Regions from separate parts of the Homo sapiens genome. Here region 2 is linked to region 1. A link is an interaction called in ENCODE POLR2A ChIA-PET data of the cell type or tissue named here. Cell type or tissue: CD4-positive, alpha-beta T cell. All regions are shown on one strand. Region 1 overlaps STIM1 (stromal interaction molecule 1). Region 2 overlaps STIM1 (stromal interaction molecule 1).

Evidence for each region. Peaks named below come from ENCODE experiments on the same cell type or tissue, not always from the same donor. Only the 100,000 strongest peaks of a DNase experiment are listed, where the experiment ranks them.
Region 2: POLR2A ChIA-PET joins it to region 1 with 17 read pairs; 7 of 35 experiments call an interaction of 5 or more read pairs at or near these places.

What each region holds. Positions count from the first base shown.
Region 1 is chr11:4,069,684-4,077,683 of GRCh38, forward strand. It overlaps STIM1 (stromal interaction molecule 1), which reads left to right. Exons shown (of 13, transcript NM_001382567.1): 6 at 343-520; 7 at 4,819-4,996. Among named protein-coding and RNA genes, the nearest start is that of RRM1, 21 kb to the right of the region's middle. RefSeq lists an enhancer at 3,036-3,330. In CD4-positive, alpha-beta T cell, a CTCF peak has its summit at 3,204 (motif pointing left); a DNase peak (open chromatin) is centred at 3,178; H3K27ac peaks cover 742 bases.
Region 2 is chr11:3,938,940-3,946,939 of GRCh38, forward strand. All of the region lies in intron 1 of STIM1 (stromal interaction molecule 1), which reads left to right. Among named protein-coding and RNA genes, the nearest start is that of PPIAP40, 49 kb to the left of the region's middle. RefSeq lists an enhancer at 3,992-4,121. In CD4-positive, alpha-beta T cell, a CTCF peak has its summit at 3,645 (motif pointing right); DNase peaks (open chromatin) are centred at 3,652 and 3,902; H3K27ac peaks cover 5,256 bases.

The sequences.
Region 1 (8,000 bases):
CTTGGCATATGGGCTCATCCAGCCCAGAGATGGCTGGGGCATATTGAGAAGGCACTAGTTCTCTCCTCTTCACTGCATCTTAAGAAAGTGTGATTTAATAAGCATCCTGTATTGCTGTAAGGCCTCTCATTTCAAAACAAAGCCTTGGCTAGCAGAGAGATAGACATAGAGCTTACTGTAATAGTGTATGGCAAGTGTGTATCTAAGAAGAGAAACTAATTCCTTCTCAGTGGGAGAGTGTGTCTGTTATGGAAGGCTTCATAGAGGAGGGATGCAGTGGAGTCTGCAAGGCTAAGTGTGCAGTGGGCACCCTAACTCATCATGCCCTCCCCTCTCTGGCAGTGACTCGCCATAATCACCTCAAGGACTTCATGCTGGTGGTGTCTATCGTTATTGGTGTGGGCGGCTGCTGGTTTGCCTATATCCAGAACCGTTACTCCAAGGAGCACATGAAGAAGATGATGAAGGACTTGGAGGGGTTACACCGAGCTGAGCAGAGTCTGCATGACCTTCAGGAAAGGTAAGGCCTGCCCCTTCAGGAAAGGTGAGGCCCTGCCAGTTCTTGGGAACCTCCTATTTCCACCTGGGTGTGAGCCACTTGGCCCCTGAGACCTTGTCAGCATGGCAGCCCAGGCTGCATCATCCTTCCAAAACTGCATTGCAAGTTTAGGTTGCTGATATTCCAATTGCTATTGGGCAGTTATTCCTCCTGGGGAGAAACTTGTTTCTATCTTTTTTGCCTCTTAGCTTCAGAGGGAGAAATGTGTAGCTGCCAGAGGTCTTGAGCTTCCCATTGCTTGTTATGGGGTCATTCTTCCTTCTGCCTGTCTCTGGACTGCTTCTCCTAGCATATAAATAGATGTAATGAACTGTTCTTTACTGTTCCCCAAAGAAACCTCAAAACCTTCCTTCTTACTGTCCTTAGTTCTTTCTTATAAGGAGTCTAAATCTCATAAACACTAACTTGCTATATAACTTTGGATAAATTTCTTTCCCTCCCAGGATTTATTTCCTCATTGGTAATATGAAGGGATTGACCTTGGAGAATGCTAAACTCTCCTAGGAGAACACTTCCAACTCAGATGGTCTGGGATTCTGTTAAAATAAAATGTGACTTCAAAACTATGGCAGAAGATTTAACTGTGAAAAGAGAGTGCCCGTCAGTCAGTCAGTCAGTCCTGACGTCTAGGAACCAGTTCTGTGATGGCAGTTATGAGAAATTCACTGGTCCTGAGAAAAAAAACTTACACACCCACAAGAAGCAGCAGTGAGAGCACACTTAATGCAGACTTAGTTCCAGACTCAGCTTATAGGATAAGAATGCTAATGTCTAGAAAGACAAAGAGGTGGATGAGTGGATGTGGGACTCTGAGGAGGTAGCCTTTAAAGATGGGTAGCGAGGTCCTAGGTGTTAAGGTTGAGTGTATAGGGTGGGGTCAGATCCCTGGAACCTTAAGATGCATGTGGGGAAGTTAGTAGGATGCAGAAGGCAATAGAGAGTCAAATCAGGTTTTTTTGGTTGTTTTGTTTTCGAGAAGAGGAGAGGTCTATTCAAGACTGTCTTTTAGAAAATGATTCTGGAAGCCTAGGGACTCTAGTTGGGAAGTCTTTGCAGGAATTCATGTAAAAGGAAATGAAGTCTTGTCTTTTCATTTATTTCTATTTATTATTATTATTATTATTTTGACTCTGGGTCTTGCTCTGTTGCCCAGGCTGAAGTTCAATAGCATGAACATGGCTCACTGCAGCCTCCACCCCCTGGGCTCAAGAGATCCTCCTGCTTCAGCCTCCTGTGTAGCTGGGTGCATGCCACCATGCCTGGCTAATTTTTTTATTTTTTGTAGAGACAGGGGTCTTGCTGTGTTGCCCAGGCTTTTCCTGAACTCCTGGACTCAAGAGGTCTACCTCAGCCTCCCAAAGTGCTGGGATTACAGGCCTGAGCCACTGTGCCCAGCCATTGTGTTATTTTTAAATGGTAAACACTATTTAATTTGGAGGGGTAGGGACAAGACTTCTTGTGAGCCAGGTATTGTTAAATACTTAAATGCATTATTACTTTTAATCACTATGGCCCTTTGAAGTAGGTACTATTAGAGTTGGGGAAATGAAGGCTCAGAGAGGGTAAGTGCTTTGTTCAGGGTCATATATCAGTAAGTAGTGAACTAGGAATTTTGACACTCCAGGGTGCTGCCTCTACTGAGGTAGCAGACTTATTGGATTTATTTCCATGGGCTGGGCTTCTAGGGAGCAAGAGGGGTCTGATCTCTAAGCTGATTCCTGGCTACTTTGCTGGGCCCCTTGTTCTTGGGCCCTTTGCCAGTTAGGAGCTAACTGCTGCTGTCTGAGCAGTCCCCATACCTCATTTGTTTGAAAAACATGTACTGTTTCCATTCCAAAGGCAAAAGAATCTAGGCAGGAGACATTCCAAGTTTGGGGATAAAACTAAGCTCCCAGCACTCCCTGCTCCCTAAAGCTTCCAGAGCTAAATGACCACTGTGGCACTTAGAAAGAGACAAAGACACCCCTCCCCTTTTCCCCCTAGAGATAGGCTTGCACACATGCACACATATATCCTCCTCTGAGTGTCCAGAGCCCACATGCCACCTGGTTCCTCCTTGTATTAACAGACCTGCAATGCCAGCTTTCACAGAGCTTTATTACAGAGTTCCTGATAATTTATGTGAATAAATATAATTCTACATATACAGTCCAGTTAGGATTTCATTGAGTTTCAAGATAATTATTTGAGGCAGGCAGGAATTTTGATTCCCAAAACAGGCAAAACTTGCTCATAGTCACACAACTGCTTAGAGCCAGGACTAATTGCAATGCTAATTGTTGTTGCCTTGGAGTGGGGCAGTGCTTAATTGTATACTTATTTGCTCATTTCTACACCCAACAATGATTATTGTTCTCCATCTCTAACAGACCTTATTGGAACTATGAAAGGGTGTCAGTCTTGATTCTACTTTAAAGGAGCTCGCTATTATTATAAAGGACAGACATATCATAGTATTGGCTTTTCTCAAGAGGCTGCTTTCATAAAAGGACAGTATTTCAGTGAAGAAGTGAATCCTTAATGGTGTAACTTTATATAGTTGGGTCATGGAAGAGTACAGTAAAGGAGGATATTCAGCAAGGGAAGGAGATGGCAGGAAATGGCGCCTCTGATTTGTCTTTGCCTATGCATATATCGCCATCTGGTGTTCATTTTCAGGGGGTTCAACTCCCTTTCTCTTCAGGGACAAATTAGGCAGATCACAATTTGCGGGAAGCTTGCAGCCTAACATTTCCTCTTCTTACCTCCTTGCTTGTTCCATGATGTCTTTTGAAGTCTCCGCCACTGATAGCTCTGGACTTAGAGGTTTTTTTTTTTTTTTTTTTTTTACAGATTGAGTTCTGTTTGTTTCATCTACTTAATTATCTCAGTGGTCAGTGTTCTCTAGGGGTCCTTCTTGTTCTGTAGTCTATCCTTTCTTTTCTATACCTCAAGTCTAAGCTATATATCTTATCTCTTCTTCACCATCCTTTCTCCTTCCTAATCTGGTCCCCTGGTAACCTGGTGGTTTTTACTTAGAAAGGAAGACCAGACAGTAAAGTCCGTTTTCTCTTCCAAAGGGATTAGCAAACTCTCAGTCTTTGTTCTGGGTGTAGCCCAAGTCTCTCTTTCTTTCCCTGACTCCTTTCAGGCAGAGCTGATGACTCCATCTTTTGGGAAGACCCAAGACCTTATATATCTATATCTATCTCTTTCTATTATAGAATTTGTCACACTGAATACAGTTATCTGTCTACTTGTCTTTGTTGGAGTAAATCATGAGCTCCTCAGTGGCAGGGAGAGCTTTCTGATTTATCGCCACGTATTTAGGGCTTAGCACAGGGCTTGGCACTTAGTAGGCACTTGAAAGAACTCGGTGAATGAATAGATGAATGAATGAGTGTATTAACATAGATAGCCGTGTGGAGGAAAGAAGTGAAGAAGCGGGAAGGCTTGTTTAGCTGGATGGAAGGTTTTGTCGGTGAACTGAGGGAATGTGTGTGACGGTGCAAGGGTAGACTTACATTATAACTCATGCCCTTGAGATCTTATCCACTAAGGAAGATACTTAGGAAAGGAACTCAGGGCCTGGGGGCAGCAGGGGACTCTCCTGAGTCCTTTGGCATAAATTTAATTTGTTTTGTGCTTCTGGGAACAGAAGCTCAGGAGTCCAAGAGGACTCCTAGCTCAATAGTTCCTCCTCATCTTCCCTAATCCACCCCTCTGCTACCACCCCAGTCATTTCTCAGCCATTAGGTTTTCCCTGGATCTTTTTGTCAAGCTTGCAGGGTATTCTACATTCATTGAACTTTCTAGATACCACTACATAAGAGGAATAATTGTGGCATTTGAAGTCACACAGATTGGAATTCTAGCCTCAGTTCTTCCTACAAGTTGCAAGACTCTGTATCTGCCTGTCCCAGGCTGATAATGATACCAATATATCATTATCTGCTGGGAGGACAAATGGGAAATACCTTGTAAACTGGTACTTGTTATGATTTTAGTATGAGATAGTTTCGAGGAGGGATTCAGATGCCTGAGAGCCTGGCTTCATAGCCTTGATTACTGGCAGCAAAATGATGGTCAGTGTGTGAATTAGGTAATGACTGTGGTTTCTATGGGCCTTGAGCTAGCTCAGAGCCAGACACACAGCAGAGCAGGGAGAATATATGCTGAGAGTTGGAGCTGTCATTTTCCTCTTTGATGCCATGACTCATGGCATGTTGGCTGGCACCCCCTTGCCTGGCCTCCTCCAGCTCCCTGCATTGCCCCCCCAGGCTGCACAAGGCCCAGGAGGAGCACCGCACAGTGGAGGTGGAGAAGGTCCATCTGGAAAAGAAGCTGCGCGATGAGATCAACCTTGCTAAGCAGGAAGCCCAGCGGCTGAAGGAGCTGCGGGAGGGTACTGAGAATGAGCGGAGCCGCCAAAAATATGCTGAGGAGGAGTTGGAGCAGGTAGGAGAGTCCACAAATTCCTGGACACCTTGACGGGTGGGTAAAGGGCAGGGGCCCAGGGTCTGGCTAGAAAGTTACATGTGTGAGGAATTTGAAATATGATCCAAAGACTATGTTCTAGAGTCACTGGACTCTTACCAACAATAAGAGTTCAAGTTGTAAAAAATAGTCACTATGGGCCAGGCACAGTGGTTCATGCCTGTAATTCTAGCACTTTGGGAGGCCAAGGCAGGTGGATCACCTGAGGTTAGGAGATCAAGATCAGCCTGGCCAACATGGTGAAAGCCCATCTCTATTAAAAATACAAAAAAATTAGCCGGGTGTGGCGGCGGGCACCTGTAATCCCAGCTACTTGGGAGGCTGAGGCAGGAGAATTGCCTGAACCCCGGAGGTGGAGGTTGCAGTGAGTGGAGATTGTGCCATTGCACTCCAGCCTGGGTGACAAGAGTGAATCTCTGTCTCAAAAAAAACAAAAAAAGAAAGAAAGAAAAAAAGAAAATTATAAAAATAGTCACTATGATTTTCAAAGAACAGTGGATAATAGGTGATAACAGTTATTTTGTTCCTTTTTTGAGGTATTTACATAAAGTGTACAAGTCATAAGTATACAGCTGGCAAGCTTTTGCATATGCATGTACCTGTGTTACTACCACCCAGATCAAGATACAGAACCTTCTCAGCACCCCAGGAAACTCACTTTTGCTACCCCAATTAATATTTCATCCAAAAGTTAACTACTGTCACAACTTGTAAACCAGATTAGTTTTGTCTAATTTTGAACTTCATATAAATGGCATTATACAGTATATACTCTTTTGTGTTTTGTTTCTTTCACTCAACATTATGTCTATGAGAGTCATCAAAGTTGCATGTAGTGATAGTTGGTTTATTTCCATTGCTGAGTAATAATCTATTGTATGAGTATACTTTAATTTATCCACTCTTCTGTTGATAAACATTTGGGTTGTCTGCAGTTTTGTTGACTTTTATGAATAATATTGCTATGAACCTTCTTGCATATGTCTCTTGGTGGGCATAAGCCCTCATTTCTGTTGGACATATAATATTCATGTATTTAGCTTTATTAGAAACTGTCAAACAATTTTCCAAAATGATTGTACCAATCTATACTGCCACAACAATGTAAGAGAATTCTAGTTGATCCATGACCTCAGTATTTTTAGGCATTTTAATTTTAAACATTCTGGTAAATATATAGTAGTATCTTGTGATTTTAATTTTCATTTCCCTAATATTATTAAACACCTTTTTATAAATTTATTGGCCATTTGATTTGGGAATCTCTTCTCATTTTAAAAATTGGATTGTCTGTCTTTTTCTTATTGATTTGTAAGCATTATTTATATATTTTGGATATTAGTCTTTTGTCAATATAAATACACATATATATAGAAAATATTTTCTCTCAGTCTTGACTTTTTTTTGCTTTATTGTCTTTTGATAAACAGAAGCCCTTGATTTTAATGAAGTGTAATTTAATCAGTTTTTTAAAATGATTGATGCAGTCAGGCGCCGTGGCTCATGACTGTAATCGCAGCAGTTTGGGTGGCTGAGGTGGGCAGATTACTTGAGGTCAGAAGTTCGAGACCAGCCTGGTCAACATGGCAAAAGCCCGTCTGTACTAAAAATACAAAAATTAACTGGGTGTGGTGGCACATATCTGTAGTCCCAGCTCCTTGGGAGGCTGAGGCAGGAGGATTGCTTGAGCTTGGGAGGTGGAGGTTGCAGTGAGCCAAGATAGTGCCACTGCACTCCAGCCTGGGTGACAGAGTGAGACTCCATCTCAAAAAAAAAAAAAAAAAAAAAAAAAAAAAAAATTGATGCTTTTTGCTTTTTGTTTCTTGTTCAAGAAATCCTTCCCTATCCCCAAGATATTTCCCTAAATTTTCTTCTGAACCTTTATTGTTTGTCTTTTCACATTTAGGGATATTATTTCAAATTAACTTTTGTATGTGATATGAGGTAGGCTGTCAAGGATCTTTGTTTTTTTTCCCCCAAGTAAGGTGATCATTCAGGAATCTCTTTTTTTTTTTTTTATTTTTCAGGTCAAAAAGTTTTCTAATTTTTATTGTGGTTCCTTTTTTGGGACATGGTTATCTAGTATATTGCTTGATTTTCAAACATGTGAGGACTTTTTAAGTTATTTTTCTTTTGCTGATTTCTAGTTTAATTTCACTAAGATCAGAGAACATATGCTGTGTGGGTGTAGTCCTTTGAAACTTGTTGAGACTTGGTTTGTATAAAAAAACAACTAAGCAATTCAGTTAAAAGGCAAAGATTGTCAGATTGGATTAATGCCAAAACTCAATTATATGCTGTTCGTAAGAGACACATTTTAAATATAAGAACACAAAAAAAGGTTAAAGGAAAAGGATATGAGAAAAGATATATGTTACAAAATAAAGCAGCAAAATTAAGCAGGAGTAGCTATATATTGATATAATATTTATATTAATATAAAATAGGATTTAGGTCATGAAGTATTGACCTAAAGCAGTTGCTAAGTGAAATAAAGCAAGGGTAGCTATATATTAATATAAATGTAATATTTACATTAATATAAAGTAAACTTTAGGTCAAGAAGTATTACTGGACTCCAAAAATAGATATTTCATAATTATAAGTGGATGAATTCAATTTAATATATAACAGCCCTTAATTTGGATACATCTAATGATGTAGTCTAAAATATGTAAAGCAAATATTGACTGAACTAAAATGATACTAGACAAATTTTATAATCAAAGTTAGAGATTTTAATATGCTTCTCTCAATAAGCCACCAACAGCATCCATAAGGATATAAAAAATTTAAAAACATGGTTAATAAATTTGAATTCCTTGACACATATAGAACACTTTGCCTAACTCTAGAATATACATTCTTTTTAGCACTTATATATCTCTTAAAATATACTTCTGCTCCATTCTCTCCTCTCCTTCTGAGAATCTAATATTTATGTTAGATCTTTTAACTGTATTCC
Region 2 (8,000 bases), 130 kb before region 1:
CTTGAAACCCCTTTCTCCTAGGAGGGACTCTTACTAATTTTCTCCACTACTGCCATACTAGCTTCAGCAAGGTACTGTTCTCCCTTTATGTTTGGCCCCAAGTTGGGCAAAGAACTTTTCTGTATGACATATAACTGAGCCCTATATAAAATATTTAGACAAGAATTTTCTAAAAACTAAGGGATAGCAATAGAATTGAGACTAGATAGACTAGCTTATAAAATGCTGCTTGATCTCTGGGGCTATCAGAGGATATACACTTAGACAGTACCATCATGATTATCTGGTTATGATGGAAGAGAGAGGAGAGAGGTGTGACTTCTAAAGATCCTTCTGGCTCTGAGATTCTGTGATTCTTCTAGGCTTTTCCAAACTGAAAATTCTAGAACTGACTTTGTTCTGTGATTCTTGCAAATCTTACAGGCCCAACAGTGGGGTCAGGAAAGTAGGTGACTATGACATAGTTGAGGTTACCACTGATCTCATTTCTGCATTTCTCCCAACCACTGCATTCCACTTAGGCCAGAGAAATACAGATGTAAAATACAGCCTTTTAAATGTATGTTTTACCACAATTAAAAAAATACAGCTTTTTTATTTGTCCACAATGTTAGTCTATCCTTTCTCATTTGACCCTCCCAATACCTTGTGATATAGGCAAGAAAGTACTTATTAAGTCATTTTAGAGATGAAGAAATTGAGATTCAGAGAAGTTAAATAATTTACCTGTCCAGATTACACACTAGATCAACTGGTATCCTCAGTGCTCTTAATAAATATTTGTTAAATAAATGAATGAATCAGAACATAGAACTAGGAACAAGGAAGATTCTTTGTTTCCTTGGCCAGTATTTTTCTTTCCCTATTCTTCTGAGCTGCCTGGGGGCTTTCTCTGAGCACCTTTTGGGTTGGCTGTTTTTGGTTGACCTTCTCTTTGGGATTCCCTTGTTCTGTAGCTGAAGCTGTGTGCACTCGTTAGAGATCATCATTCCAGTTGTGTTCCCTAAGGAGTGGGAAGGGAAAAAACACTCCACCCACTGTAAATCTTTTTTTGTTACTTGTTTTCTGGGATCTTCATATCATTGCTGACAAGAGTGACTCATAGACTTCACTATGTGATTTTCTTGGTTAAGAGACCTTTTTCCTTAACTCCAGAAGAAATTAATTCATGGTTTTGTATGGTTAAAGCACAGCTATTTAGTAGCTTTACCCAGAACACAACAGTTCCGTCTTCTAGTGAGCCCAGACTTACCAATTTGGTTTGGCCAAAACTCTTGAATGCCTAGCTCTGTTAGGTGCTACAGAGGAAGCCGTTGGTGTGAGGGGAGGAGAGGGGCTCACTCAGGGTCCAGTTGGGGAGATAAGACACATACATAAATGGGAAAATAGTTTGAGGCAGTTTAAATAAAATGCAAAATCAAATTGTATACATGTAAATATTTAAATGTGGGGAATAGATCATAAGGGGCTGAGAAGGTATAGCAGAAAGAGTGTATGCTTTAGAACTGTAGGCCATTGGCAAGTTAACATAATTCTCTGAACTACTTTTTCCTTTTCTGTAAAATGGGGATAATAACAGCAGACTCACAGGGTTGTGAGGAATAATGAGGTGATGTGTGTAAAGCACCAACATAGTGGCTGATGCATCATGGTAGGCATCGAACTATTGGGAAGCAGCATACCCCCATGCACTGACTGCCTCCCCTACGACCCTTTCAAGGAGCCATCCTGGAGGACCTAAACTGGAAAGGTTGGTTAGCATTTGGAGAAAGAGAAAAGGGGGGATGGCAAGCCATGAATGAAGGAACAGGTCCCACAGAGAATGTCAATCTAGGGGGAGTGGAGGATACATGGAAGAAGCAGTGGAGTAAAATTAAAGAAACAGAGAAGTTTGGACTTTATTTAAAAGAGATGTTTTTATAGGAAGTGTTTTTATGCCATATGCATATATTTATATTTATAGAAAGGCCTTTCTTGTACTCTTCAGTGTAGTGTAGTAGCTAAGAGCTTGGACTCTAGAGCCAGACTGCCTGTCTCTATATGCCACCACTTAGTTTACTTCTCTGTGCCTCAGTTTCTTGAGCTGAGAAATGGAGATGTTGATAATGATACCTCATAGGGTTGTTGTGAGGATGAATGAGGTAACAAATATAAAGTGCTTAGAATAGTACCTGACACATGTGAGGTGCTATAATTTTTATTGTTATTATTTAAATGAAACAAAACTTTTACAAAAGAGTACATGCCTCTACTAATGAACTCTGATAATTAAACAGAACAAAAATGGTCCACTGACTGAGGGATTGATATCTACAGTTCGAAGACTTCTGCTGTAGGTAATGAAGATCCATGAAAGTGGTAAGCAAGGTGAGGCCTGCATAAAGTGATATTAAACAAAACAGATCTGACTGGGAGGTGCAGGATGAATTAGAGGAAAGAGAGTTGGCAATGGGCTCTTGAGATAGGGTGTGTCCATGTTAAATCACCTAACAGTACAAAACATTTGTTATATTTGAAAGTAATTCTTGGTAGGGTTAAGCAGTAGATGTGTAGGACTTGGGCAGCCTTGTCAAATAACGTGAGTTCTGGTGAAAGGAATGCAGCAGTGTTGTAGCAAATAGTATTGCCATAGAAGAAGCATATATATGTGTGTGTGTGTGTGTGTGTGTGTGTGTATACATATATATATATAGAGAGATAGTGTGTGTGTATACATATATATATATATATATATAGAGAGAGAGAGAGAGAGAGAGAGTGTGTGTGTGTCTCAGTGTCACTGTGTTGCCCAGGCTAGAGTGCAATGGTATGATCATGGCTCACTGCAGTCTTGACCTCCTGGGCTAAAGCAATCCTCCCACCTCAGCCTCCTGAGTACCTGGGACTACAGGTATGAACCATCACACCCAGCTAATTTTTTATTTTTGTAGAGAGAGGGTCTTATGTTGTTGTACAGACTGGTCTTGAACTCCTGGAGTCAAGCAGCCCTCCTGCCTCTGCCTCCGAAAGTTCTGGGATTATAGTCAGGAGCCACCAAGTCCTGTCTGTACATATTTTTGAGTATATAAAATGATCAAAAATAGGCTTTAATTACATCTCAATTAAAAAATGTTCAAATAAAAATAGAGTGATCACTGATGACTGTAAAAGGCAGGAAGATCTCATTAGAGGAGGCAGTACTTGGATTGGGTTTGAAGGTAGGGTAGAATTTGATCATTGGTGAGCACTGCATGGAGGTAAGAATGGATATGGTGTGTGATCGAGTTAGTAGCCAAACCAGGACTTCAACCTGGTCTGTCTACTCCAATGAGCTGTGCAGAGAAGCACTAATGGCCATATAATACCTAGACCACTTATAGCAGGCAGTCTCACTATGCATAGCCTCCATTTCCTGGGCAGAGTGGTCTGAGGTGCCTGGATGACACATTTTCAGCTTCCTTGTAAACTTGTAAGTCCCATAAGGGCCAGGCTGATCTGGCATTTGGGGTAGTGTTGAGGGTGGGAAGGAACCATAGACAGTTGCCCTCTTCCATTTGGATGTGCCTCAGGAGAGTTCCTGAGAACCTACCCTATCCTTCTTTGTAGTGCTGCCTGTGCTGTGGGCCTAGAGTGGGCCTAGCTGGAACATGGGTTTGGTGATGGACCGGTAGGTGGCAGGGACTACTGGATTTTGGATTTCCTCTCAATGAACTGTGGTTTCGTATGGGTTGTTTGCTTTGCTCTCTGTTTATACAGCATTAAAGGACTTTTATCTTTATCTTTGGCCAGCTGAAGGTTAAAACCTCCAAAGTTTGCATTTGAACTGGATCATTTCTCATTTTGGCTGGCTTTAAGTCTCATGTCTTAAGGCCATTTGTGGTACCAGCAGACCTCTTTATGAGGTAATGTGTTCCTGGTTGCTTTGGGGGCTAGTGTGCAAGGCAGGAAGTAAGTGTTTGAGAGCAAGGTAGAGAAACCTCTTGTAGAGTCTCAAGCTAATGCTTAGAGCTTTTTGAGTGCAGAGTAGTTAGGTTCTTTACAGAGTTAGATGGACTTTGCCTGGAACAGACACCCCAGAAGGATGTTATCATTGTTAAAGCAACCAGGGTTATATCATTTCTTTTACCCCAAGGCAACTCTTCTGCTAGGAGCCTGGGACCCTCTAGTCTGCTCTTAGAGAGCTTGCCAGCTGTGTCTGTGCATGCTCAGCCTTCTGCCATCTAGATGTTTTGTATTTCCTAAGGCCAAGCTCTGAGGGCATCTTCTTTGGGAAGCCTTTCCTTGACTCCTAGGAAAGAATTAGTCAACTTGCTTCCACAGAACCTGGTATATCCTGTGATTGTAGATATTTCCTAGTAGAAAATGGGGACTACTCACATGATAAGATTGCCACATGCTATCTAAATATTACATGGCCATTTAAGGAGTGCTTTTCTGCATCGTTAACTGGAATAGAGAAACTGGGTTGAAGTCCTGGTTTGGCTGGTAACTTGATGACACACCATACCTATTCTTACCTCCATGCAATGCCTCTTAATTACCTGTCTTCTTCACCAGACAATAAAGACTGTAAGCTGGTAAACTTTTTTTGTTTTTTCTTCTGGTAAAGCTATTGTGCTTTAATAAAAAAAGATTATTGCTCAATATAGGTTTTTCCAAGAGAGCCACAGTCCAGTTCACAGTTAAAAAAAACATCTTCTAGGTCGGGTGCAGTGGCTCACGCCTGTAACCCCAGCATGTTGGGAGGCCGAGGTGGGAGGATCACTTGAGCCCAGGAGTTTGAGGCTAGCCTGGGCAACAGGAGAGACTCTGTCTCTGCAAAACACAAAAACCAACCAAACAAAAAATTATCCTAGAATAGATGGAAAATCATACTAAGGAACAAAGACAACTTTCCTTTCATTTTTCCTTTGCATATCTTACACAGTCATATCACTATGACTTAAAGAAAACAAATTATCACGTATATACACAGATTCACATAAGTGACAGAAGCAAATGTATTAGTCAAAGGATATCTTCATCTATATTGAAGTACAAGCTAGAAAGTAAACTTCTTGAAGGCAGAGATTTTTTTTTTAAGTTGTGTGGCTCTACCACCTAACATAGGTTATGTACAGAATAGACATCAATAGTGAATGAACAGATGAATTAGTTAATGAGTTAATGATGGATTTTTAGCACATTTTCTCTCTTTTTTAGGAACTTAAGACCCCAACTGAGTTGTTTAGAGGAAGGGGCCTTAGGCTGGGGCCAAATTCTATGTCTTCTATGCAGACGTGAGATAATGTGAAATGTTTTCCTTTTACAGGGTGTTTCCCCTGGCTTTTCAGCATTCTTCTCAATTCTTTAATTGCCATTTAAAGATTTGTATGCTGTGGATGAGCTGATGGAGGGGAATGTTTCCCTGAGGACATGGCTTCTCATGGCAGCCAAGGTTTTGTGCCTGATTAACTCGCTGATTGAATCACTGGCCTCTGGAGGCACCAAGGGAGGGAGCATGAGTATATTTAAGCAGCCAGAACTCTCTGTGCCTGTGTAGTGGGAGTGGAGGGGGAAGTGGGATGGGAGTGATGGTAAGTTGAAAAGAGAATGGTCAGAGAAATCTACAGTTTTTAACTCTTCATCAATACTATGTTTTGGATTTTCCTTTTGTGACAGAGTAGTCTAGTAGAAAGAGCACAATTTAAGTAAGAGACTTTCTTCTGTCACCAACTCACTGTGCCACCTAGGACAAATCACTGCCGCCATGTGGGCCTCATTTGTCAAGTGGGATCAGGAATCTCTGCTCTGCCTGACTCCTTGAATTGTAGTGAGCATCGGTGAGCTGTTGGATGACAGAGCTCTGCACAGTAGAGGTGATGGTACCCTAATCAGAGCAGGAGTGTAGTGACTCTGGTCATCATCCCATCATTTCTTGCTAGGGTTTTCCTATCTCTAGAGGAATCAGCTACTAAAGCCTAGTCCTCAATGCTCAATTTCATCTTTCTGTTCTTTCCTGTCTTTATCTAGTGACTCCTCATTATATAATACGGGTGACCCAGTTGTCCCAGCAAGGCCCCTCCATATTCTCTGACTTCCCTCTATCACAGTACTCACCAGGCTGTCTTACCATTGTTTGTTTGGAGGTAGCTATTAGGAGTATAGGCTTTGGAGTCAAGCTGCCTGGGTTTGAATCCTTACTTTTACAACTTACTGGCTATGTGCTCTTGAGCAAGTTACTTATCTCTCTGTGCCTTAGTTTCCTATCTATAAAATGAAGAGAATAATGGCAACTGCCTCACTGGCAGTTATTGTGAGAATTTAAATAAGGCAGTATATATGGAGAGTGGAGACTAGTGCCTGGCATATGGTAAGCATTCAAAAATGTTGTGTAGGCTGGGCATGGTGGCTCACGCCTGTAATCCCAGCACTTTGGGAGGCTGAGGCGGGTGGATCACCTGCGGTCAAGAGTTTGAGATCAGCCTGGCCAACATGGTGAAACACAATCTTTACTAAAAATAAAAAAATAAAAAAAAAAAGAAAAGAAAATTAGCTGGACATGGTGGTGCACACCTGTAATTCCAGCTACTCGGGAGGCTGAGGTAGGAGAATCACTTGAACCCGGGAGGCGGAGGTTGCAGTGAGCCGAGATTGCACCACTGCACTCCAGCCTGGGCGACACAGTAAGACTCTGTCTCAAAAAAAATAATGTTGTGTATTATTATAATAATCATTATTGCTTAACTTCTTCCCTGATTGAAACTCTGTTAGGCCAGGGACCATGTCTATTTTATTATTATATCTATAGTTCTTAGCACAGGTGTATTAGCCATTCTTGCATTGTTATAAAGAAATACCTGAGGCTGGGTAATTTATAAAGAAAAGAGGTTTAATTGGCTCACAGTTCTGCAGGCTTTACAGGAAGCATGGTGCTGGCAACTGCTTAGCTTCTAGGGAAGCCTCAGAAAGCTTACAGTCATGGTGAAAGGCAAAGATGGAGCAGACACTTAACATGGTAAAAGCAAGAGCAAGATAGAGAGTGGGTGGGGAGAGATGCCATACACTCTAAACCAGATCTTGTGAGAACTATCATGAAGACAGCATCAAGCCAGGAGGGATCCGCCCCCATGACCCACACACCTCCCACCAGGCTCCACCTCCGGCATAGGTGAGTACAATTCAACATGAAATTTGGGTAGGGATGAATATCCCAACTATATCAATGGGGTTGGAACAGCAGGCGCTGGATAGGAATTTCTTGAATAATAGTATACATTTGAATGCTGAATTTTCCTTATACAATACTAATTTTATGATCATGAGCAAGAGACTTGCCCTCTCTACACCCCAGTTTTCATATCTGTTAAATGGGAATCAAAATATTTGTCCTGTAGGCCTGATGTGAGAATTAAATTAATATGAAATGCCAGGAAGTGTGTAAATGTCATTCGTCTCCATACCTGTTGGCTGTGTGCATGTGGAACCCAAGAATCTGCTGGTTCCTATAGTACCCCTATAGTGAGCTAAACCCAGAGATGCTTCTGAGGTGATGTTTTCTGGATATTTGGCCTAGGACAAAGAAAGTAGCATACTTTGAGATTATTCTTAGCATTTCTGGCCTTTTCTATCTGCCTGCCCTGCTTGTTCTTCGTTGGATTCTAGGTTCCTAAAAATAACCAGAATATTTTTCTGCCTCTTAGTTTTCCAAGTGTCTTAAGCAATCAGAAGCATTTTAATTTTGGCTCCTTTAGGCTGGCCCTGTTTGGTTCTGTCATTGTTAGCCATTACCATATCCTGCTTATATTATGTTTCCTGACCTGCTATACTTTTTCCAGGGCCAAAACACTACCCACATCGCTCCAGGTAAATAACTTTATTTGGCTCACTCTAACCAGTTGGGAAGCACAGTGGCCCATGAGGTTAGAAGCCTTGAGTTCCAGTGCTGGCTCTGCCACTGTGTGACTGTGTGACATTGGGCATAGCCCTTTCCCTCTCTGTGTCTCAGGCTGTCATCATTAAAATGAATGATTTGAACCAAC